Regions from separate parts of the Homo sapiens genome. Here region 1 is linked to region 2. Evidence: chromatin contacts called from ENCODE Hi-C or POLR2A ChIA-PET data. All regions are on one chromosome and are shown on one strand. The core of a region is the stretch at or near the end of the contact, and the rest is flanking DNA. Distances in the headings are between cores, read along the strand shown.

Region 1 (4,350 bases), core at 765-3,264, 460 kb before region 2:
TACCTACTGCCCAAGATTATTGTGAAGTCAAATAAGATTGTGAAGGTTAAACATCCACTACATGGAAAATCGTCAATAAGTATTTATTATTCATACCGCATTCAAAGTTGTAAGGTAATGCTATTCAAAGTGCGGTCTGAGGACCAGCAACTCAGCTTCACTAGAAATGGAAATTCTCAGGCCCCATCCCGGGTCTATTGTGTGGGGGTAGAGCATGAAATCCATCTTAACAACCTCTTCCAGTGATTCTTATACCTAATACAGTTTGAGAAGCTATGTTGTAAGGAATCCAAAAATGTAATGCAGTTTAACCCCCTACATTTTCATTTTATGGAAGACTAAACTAAAGTAGTAAGATCCTCAGCTAACTTGTTGAAAGTCATTCAGTAGTCTTGTGGAAGAGCTGAGATTTAACTCCAATTACCTTATCTAGGTCTTCAATCTAGGGGGGCTAAGAAGTGGGAAGCTGTTTGCTGTGATTCCAGAGAACTAGATAAAGAAAGAAATCAAGCAGCAAAGACAAGAGACCTACTAATAGAAATGTAAAACGTATCCCATTTTCTGTTCTTGGACACTAGGTGAATAACCATTAATGCATCTGATAAGCAGAAAGGATGACACAGACCTGTAAACAATCTGCCAGATTTTCTTAGTGAAATGTTGACTCACAGGATTTCTTTTAGACTCCTAATAATATAGTACAATAATTAGACATAGCATAACACAGTGACTTATTTTCATTCTTCATTATTTTTCATTTTCCATTAATAACTCAGCAAAAACCATCCGATGTTTACATTCAACATTCTCTGAACTTTATTGCAAATATACTCCAGAAAAACACCATAAAATGTTTTGGTAGTTTTCCCTTTAAAATAATCAGAACTGCATATTGACAGATAACATGAGTAGACCGCACTGAACAAATAACATTAGCCAATTTACTACCAAACATGTGGGCTTGCATTCATTTACCTGTCTGCGTCTCTAATTTCAAAACTTTCAGTAATCCATCTTCACCACCGCATGCTATGAACCCTTGTTCCTTGTTCCAGGATACACACTGCAGCTTCACGTTATTGGGAATGGAAATCTGAAAAAGCAACCACAGCCGCACTAGCAACTTTTCACGAAGGAGCTGGGAAGTAAGTCTGCAGGAGATGAAAGCTGAAGAAAATCTTCCAAGAAGAAAAACGAACGGCCTTGCAGAAAAAAAATGAGCTGTTGTGAAAATGGGCATGGTCCCCTGAACTGACCCGGGCTCTAGCATTTGGGAAAGAGGGAAAGAAGTGCACAAAAGAGAAGGATAGTGACTGCGGAGGAAGCCAACGCCAGAGTCTCACCGGATGGATTTTTTAAAGGGAGGACGGGGAGAGGGTATAAATCCATACCACCAGTCCCTCTTCCTTTTTACCTACAACTTAGGCTATCCTATTGTTATTTCTTTTCTCTTGCCCAATGGCTCGTGGTGATCCAAAGAGTTTAAATCACGTGGATCAGCAACAAGTGGAGGAGGAAACATAGGGTAGCACGTGGCGACTTATCCTCAAGCCACCCAAAAGGACCTAGCCAGGGGCAGGAATGGGAGAGTGCTGCGAGAGGGCAGCAAGCTCGGCCAAAGACTGAGGCTCTGGGAACCGCAGGAAGAGGTCGGAGGCTGGACCCGGCGGGAAGGATGGCTGCGGAATGGCGAAGCCACGACCAGGACCGGGTGAAGGAGCCTGGCTTCTCGGGAAGGCAGCGGGAATCGCCGCAGGCTGCGGGAATGGCGGAGAAACGAGGACGCCCCCCAGGAAACTCACTTTCTTGCTCAGGTAGAAGAACATCGTGGGATCCCCGAGAGGGTCACGGCGGCCGCTAAGGCCCTCGACAAGTAACGGTTCTACGTCTCCAATCGGGAGTACCAGCAGCTCCGGAAAGCTCCCGTCGCCCTGGCAACCGCTGTTGCCCGGTCGCATCCGGGGCGCCGCGGGACACTTCCGGTGACGCCCTCGCACCGGGCACCGGCGTAGTGCGCCTGCGCGGACGTCGATGGGTTTGTGGGCGCAGGGCGCGAGGCGCGAGGCGGTAGCTGGGCTAGTCCTGTTCCCTGGCGTCTGGGCCTTTCTGCTCTCCGCAAGGAGCTGGGTCGCGACCTGTCACTGCCAGCCGTGCGCTCGCCCTCTGCGCCCCGTCTCGTGGTCACTGCCGCCCTCCCTCCCGCCACACCTGTGATGATCGCTATGGAGCCGCGCCTCAGGTGGCATTACTATAAACCTAAGAGGAGAGGCGCCCGTTCGAATAAGGGCAAATTATTTAGTATTTTGTAAGTTCCAAAGTTCCAACATTCTTGAAAGGGAAAAGCCATTTACTGTATTTGATAGGCTGGCGCCACTGGCCAGATGAAAGTGCAAATGTGCGTACTGAGATCTTACAACCCTTCTCTGTGTCTTTGGGGATTGGAGAACCTCTAGAGCAATTTAGGAATAGAAGATTTTGTTTATTCCGCTTGTTTTGATATTTTTTAACAGTTTAATTATTACCGCAACCCCGAGGGTCCTTTTAAAGGAATTTCTGTAAACGTTGGGTAATTACAGCGTACAATTGCTATTGGGGCATGGCCTCCCATTTTACAAATATTTGAGCGTTTGGTGTTTTCTCGTCTAGAGTCGACTGTTACATATTCTCTTCTTTTTCTTACCTTCTTTCTTCATTCTCCTTTGTCCTTTTGGAATGCTTGAGAGTTACAAAGCCTCAAAGTCTAAGGCATAGGGCAGAAATCCAAGTAGAACCACTCATGAAATTATTTGGTCTCACCTATGTTTTTATTTCTGGTTTTCCCTTTTACCATAATCTAGCATGTAATTTATGCATCAGTAGTTAATTTCCCCACTTGGAGTCTTTTCCCATCTCAGACAAAAATAAAATAAAAATCCTCCAATCCTTTGACCTGGGTGATTTGTCTCACCCAGCACAATCTATTATAGAATTGACAATAGTCCCTAGTGCCTTTCCTAGCAAATCTAAACTCCATCCAAAATCAGATCTTCCCTCAATCCTAAATGTTTTTACTAGGGAGCCCCCACCTCAAGTAAGCCAATATGCTTTCTGCAGGGCAACATTCCATCCGGCTCTGCTTCCCAAGCCACTTTATATATGGTCCTACCCTCTTAACAGGCCAGTTGTGCCTAGCCAAACCAGCACAAATCAGTCTCCATGAGGAATTCTTTCCAAACTTAACCCAATCCCATTCAGATAATGTTTGCTTTCCATTGTTTGTGTGTCTGTTTAAGATACATTGGCCCCTGTCCATAGGCTCCCTATACTGGACGCATGAGACAAATTAGTATTATCTAACCCAGGAGTTTCCAATAAACTGGTCAAGACATAATTAGTTGAAGCTAGTTACTGATGGTGACACCTGAAAACTCACCTCTCTTTATCTTTCCCTTCTTGCACATGAACTCTCATTTATTCCTTCTATACCACCATTTCTCTGTGGTATATTAATATGTATTACTGATTTTGGGCTCAAAAAAGTCTGGAAAATACTACTGTAGCTCTATGTCATACCCTTTCAAAATTTTTGAAAAGTAAGAGATGCTTTATATATTTCCTTGGTATATTTAGTTTTTGTTCCTTCCTTAAAGTTTATATTTTATATTTACATCTGTAGGATATATTTGCTTCTCAGGAGCTTATATTAATGTAAAGCTCATCATTATTTTATCCAAATTTAGATAATTTTATATTGAAGCCTTTCTTTTGAACCTGAACTTACACTTTTAGCCTCAGGAGTGTGAGATTAAACTATAGGAGGAGAATCAAACTTCTGTCTTTTGATAAGAAACTGTTGAATATCAAAATAACTGTTAATTCAGTATAATTTAAAGAAATATCTTTAATAGACAAAATTGATGAGTCATCAAAAATAGACATGATAATATGTAAAGGTAATAACTTTTATTATATTAAAGACAATGCAAACGAAAAACAGAATTGAGCAGTGCAAAATTTAAAGGACTGTTTTGTTCTCAAAGTTGCAAGTTTCAAAGCCAAAAGAATTATATGTATCAAATATATAAGTAAAAAAAAGTTAGACTTTCAAGCCTGTAATCCCAGCACTTTGGGAGGCTGAGGCAGGTGGATCACTAACATTAAAAAGACAACATTAGATTTTGTCGATTTATAGCAATTTTATAAATATATAACTTTGTCACTTGGATCCTGAAGCAAAATAATAAAGTGAATTTGGGATTTTTGTACTTGGTAAAAAGTTTAACACCCTAAATTCACAACTAGTGCTCTTTAGTAGTACATTTCTTTCAAAGACCAGAATGAATTAAAAATGGCAATGTAATGTTCACTTGA
Region 2 (4,406 bases), core at 591-3,090:
AAACCCCCAGAAAATTCCACCTGCGTTTCTGAGCATTCGGGTTAATTCCCCACAGTCATTTACTGATCCTTGTAAATGCCAGGCATTGTGCTGGGTCTTCAAGATGCGGAGATAAGACAGAATCCTGGCCCTCCAACAACTGACAGAGACCGAGACAGAGACGGAGACAGGAGGCAACCACCTCCCGGTCATGTGGTGGGTCCCTCCTTTGCTGAAAAAACAGTTTGCAGACATTTCCCATGCAATGGATAGACAGAGCCCAGCCCATGCTGTTAATACTTTAGCACTCATGAGCCCCAGCATATGCAGCTCCTAGAGTTTGCCCCGCTCCTTCCCACCTTCCTGCTTGTGTTCAGGCTGTTTCTCCTGCCCGGGAGCCCTCCCCGACTCCCCTTTCCCCCTATCCCCTTCTTCCTCTTTTATCCGTAGAAATCGGTTGACTTGGGTCTTTCCGGATCACCGGTACTGTCATTTCATGCAGGATCTACAGGATAAATGAGTTCAGTCCTGGCGTGCATCAGGAGGCTACGCCCCAATAGAGGGGACACCCCCTAACCCGCTGTGCCCCATTTGCTAGCCCCTTACTCCTCCCCTCTTCTCCAGCCTCAAGCCTTTTCGTCTGCTCAGGGGTCTTGGGGTGGTTGGATTCTATTGAACCCGGAATATTGTACGTTCTATTGTACAATAGTGTATATTCTATTGTACATTCTATTGTACAATAGTGTATATTCTATTGTACATTCTATTGTACAATAGTGTATATTCTATTGTACATTCTATTGTACAATAGTGTATATTCTATTGTACATTCTATTGTACAATAGTGTATATTCTATTGTACATTCTATTGTACAAGTGTATATTCTATTGTACATTCTATTGTACAATAGTGTATATTCTATTGTACATTCTATTGTACAATAGTGTATATTCTATTGTACATTCTATTGTACAATAGTGTATATTCTATTGTACAATTTATCTCAGACAGTTCTCTGTTTTAAGAACCGGGATCAGAGTTCATAGTGAAAAGAGGGGCCGAAGGGGCTTCTTCCTGTCCGGTAACTTCCTCCAAGTGTTCGAGCCTCGACCTTCCCTTTCCGTTGTCAAGCTTGGGCCACTCCGCACCTCTTCCCTTAATCTTCACCTAGAGACCTAAGCTGGGGGTTGGGAAGGGTAGGGGCGGCGGGACTTGGAAGAGCCAGTTTGCAGCCAGCCGGTCGCCTCTCGGGTCCAAACCCGAGGCTGGCCCACGGCGAGTACCCGGGTGGGGCCCTAAACCACAGGAGGGGCCACCTCCAAAAGAAAAGAGAAAACACTCTTGTTTGGGAACAAAAGTGTGTGTGTGGGGTGTGTGTGTGTGTGTGTGTGTGTGTGTGTCTGTTTATTTAAAAACAAAACCACGTTAAAAGAGCTGCCCCTCCCCCACAGGCCCGACCACCCGCCGGGAGTTTGCCAGGAAGAGGGGCAATTCTGAATGGGAGTCGCCAACGCCCCACTGAGTGAAGCCTGTCTCGGAACCGCTCGCCCAGACCCTGGAGGCTCCAGACAGCCAGCTCCCGGACCCCGCGCGCAAACGCTGCGGCGAAGGAGGGGACCCGGGTACCGCCAGAGCCCCGCAGCGGCAGCAGCAGCGCGGACTCCCCGGTCGCTGCCTCTCCCAGCCCGGCGGCCTGGGCCGTCAATCAAGCTGGCCCTGCCCCGCCCTCGGGCTGCAGGGGGCGGCCAATCAGAGCTAAGCTCCGCAGCGATGAGCTCAGCCGGCTGGTTTCCCATTGGACGGCTATATTAAGAAAGTGGCCGGACTCTTTAAATAGCGGGCGCTAGGGCCGCAGCCCTCATCTGCCACCGCAGTCTGGTTGGAGCTGTTGTCTTGTATGCTCAGCGAGGCCCGGAGAGACCCGGGAGAGAGCTAGGCCGAGTCCACCGCCCGAGTCTGCTGCCCGAGCCCGCGTTACGCACAAAGCCGCCGATCCCCGGCCTGGGGTGAGCAGAGCGACCACCGCCCGGGAGCAGCGCGGCGAGACGCACGGTGCGCCCTATGCCCCCGCGCCCCCACCGCCCCCGCCGCGGCAGCCGAAGCGCAGCGAGAGAACGCGCCACCGCGGGGCCCGGGTGCAGCTAGCGACCCTCTCGCCACCTGCGCGCAGCCCGAGGTGAGCAGTGAGCGGCGAGCGGGAGGGCAGCGAGGCGTTCGCGGGCCCCCTCCTGCTGCCCGGGCCCGGCCCGCTCATGGCGGCCATCCGCAAGAAGCTGGTGGTGGTGGGCGACGGCGCGTGTGGCAAGACGTGCCTGCTGATCGTGTTCAGTAAGGACGAGTTCCCCGAGGTGTACGTGCCCACCGTCTTCGAGAACTATGTGGCCGACATTGAGGTGGACGGCAAGCAGGTGGAGCTGGCGCTGTGGGACACGGCGGGCCAGGAGGACTACGACCGCCTGCGGCCGCTCTCCTACCCGGACACCGACGTCATTCTCATGTGCTTCTCGGTGGACAGCCCGGACTCGCTGGAGAACATCCCCGAGAAGTGGGTCCCCGAGGTGAAGCACTTCTGTCCCAATGTGCCCATCATCCTGGTGGCCAACAAAAAAGACCTGCGCAGCGACGAGCATGTCCGCACAGAGCTGGCCCGCATGAAGCAGGAACCCGTGCGCACGGATGACGGCCGCGCCATGGCCGTGCGCATCCAAGCCTACGACTACCTCGAGTGCTCTGCCAAGACCAAGGAAGGCGTGCGCGAGGTCTTCGAGACGGCCACGCGCGCCGCGCTGCAGAAGCGCTACGGCTCCCAGAACGGCTGCATCAACTGCTGCAAGGTGCTATGAGGGCCGCGCCCGTCGCGCCTGCCCCTGCCGGCACGGCTCCCCCTCCTGGACCAGTCCCCCGCGAGCCCGGAGAAGGGGAGACCCGTGTCCCACAAGGACCCCACCGGCCTGCCTGGCATCTGTCTGCTGACGCCTCTGGCTTGCGCCAGGACTTGGCGTGGGCACCGGGCGCCCCCATCCCAGTGTCTGTGTGCGTCCAGCTGTGTTGCACAGGCCTGGGCTCCCCACTGAGTGCCAAGGGTCCCCTGAGCATGCTTTTCTGAAGAGCCGGGCCTCAGAGTGTGTGGCTGTGTGTCTGTTCGACTCCCCTCGCCCCATTTTCACCCCACCCCCGCCTCTGATCCCCGGGGGCGAGATTGGCGCGGGAGTGTGGCCGCGCCCCATCAGATGTTCGCCCTTCACCAGCGGGAGCTTGATATCCCTTGTCTGTAACATAGACCCCGGGTACTGCGGGAGGGGAGGGCTGCTGGGGAGGATGGGGGGATGTTATATAAATATAGATATAATTTTATTTTCGGAGCTAAGATGGTGTTATTTAAGGGTGGTGATGGGTGAGCGCTCTGGCCCAGGCTGGGCCAGACTCCCGCCCAAGCATGAACAGGACTTGACCATCTTTCCAACCCCTGGGGAAGACATTTGCAACTGACTTGGGGAGGACACAGCTTCAGCACAGCCTCTCCTGCGGGCCAGCCCGCTGCGAACCCTCCACCAGCTACCGGAGGGAGGAGGGAGGATGCGCTGTGGGGTTGTTTTTGCCATAAGCGAACTTTGTGCCTGTCCTAGAAGTGAAAATTGTTCAGTCCAAGAAACTGATGTTATTTGATTTATTTAAAGGCTAAAATTTGTTTTTTTATTCTTTGCACAATTGTTTCATTGTTTGACACTTAATGCACTCGTCATTTGCATACGACAGTAGCATTCTGACCACACTTGTACGCTGTAACCTCATCTACTTCTGATGTTTTTAAAAAATGACTTTTAACAAGGAGAGGGAAAAGAAACCCACTAAATTTTGCTTTGTTTCCTTGAAGAATGTGGCAACACTGTTTTGTGATTTTATTTGTGCAGGTCATGCACACAGTTTTGATAAAGGGCAGTAACAAGTATTGGGGCCTATTTTTTTTTTTTCCACAAGGCATTCTCTAAAGCTATGTGAAATTTTCTCTGCACCTCTGTACAGAGAATACACCTGCCCCTGTATATCCTTTTTTCCCCTCCCCTCCCTCCCAGTGGTACTTCTACTAAATTGTTGTCTTGTTTTTTATTTTTTAAATAAACTGACAAATGACAAAATGGTGAGCTTATGATGTTTACATAAAAGTTCTATAAGCTGTGTATACAGTTTTTTATGTAAAATATTAAAAGACTATGATGATGACATTTATAAAATGGCTCTTGTGGTTTAATAGTGTGTAAAAATACCCTTGTGAATTTGGAACAAGGGAGATATTCTCCTAGGCGAGATCCTTTCTTGCCAACTCCGTTTCCCTTATAGCAAATGTAGTAAATGAGGATGAAGTCCCTTTGAGAGCATGTGGGGGTTGGGTGACCAAGGGAGACCAGGTTGTTCCTGTCACATTCCT

The links. A loop is a pair of places that touch in the nucleus more often than their neighbours do. ChIA-PET counts read pairs that join two places held with the same protein, here RNA polymerase II (POLR2A). Pooled maps may share reads with other maps.
Region 1: a loop to region 2 is called in a map of B cell, with 4 times the contacts of the local background. The contact joins the promoter of WDR35-DT here to the promoter of RHOB in region 2. A Hi-C loop is called at or near these places in 1 of 168 maps with a recorded cell type or tissue (B cell) and 6 of 50 pooled maps. POLR2A ChIA-PET finds 5 or more read pairs at or near these places in 4 of 52 experiments (GM10248, SK-N-SH and WTC11).

The regions. Positions count from the first base shown.
Region 1 is chr2:19,988,190-19,992,539 of GRCh38, forward strand. It overlaps WDR35-DT (WDR35 divergent transcript), which reads left to right and starts at 2,015. Exons shown (of 3, transcript NR_110235.1): 1 at 2,015-2,305. It overlaps WDR35 (WD repeat domain 35), which reads right to left and starts at 1,916. Exons shown (of 27, transcript NM_020779.4): 1 at 1,803-1,916; 2 at 976-1,093. The coding sequence starts at 1,826. MATN3 (matrilin 3) reads right to left here. Exons shown (of 8, transcript NM_002381.5): 8 at 3,863-4,350. RefSeq lists enhancers at 1,647-1,696, 1,713-2,216, 1,847-1,896 and a silencer at 2,057-2,136.
Region 2 is chr2:20,445,234-20,449,639 of GRCh38, forward strand. It overlaps RHOB (ras homolog family member B), which reads left to right and starts at 1,841. Exons shown (of 1, transcript NM_004040.4): 1 at 1,841-4,207. The coding sequence starts at 2,233. The coding sequence ends at 2,823. RefSeq lists silencers at 1,550-1,799, 2,050-2,259.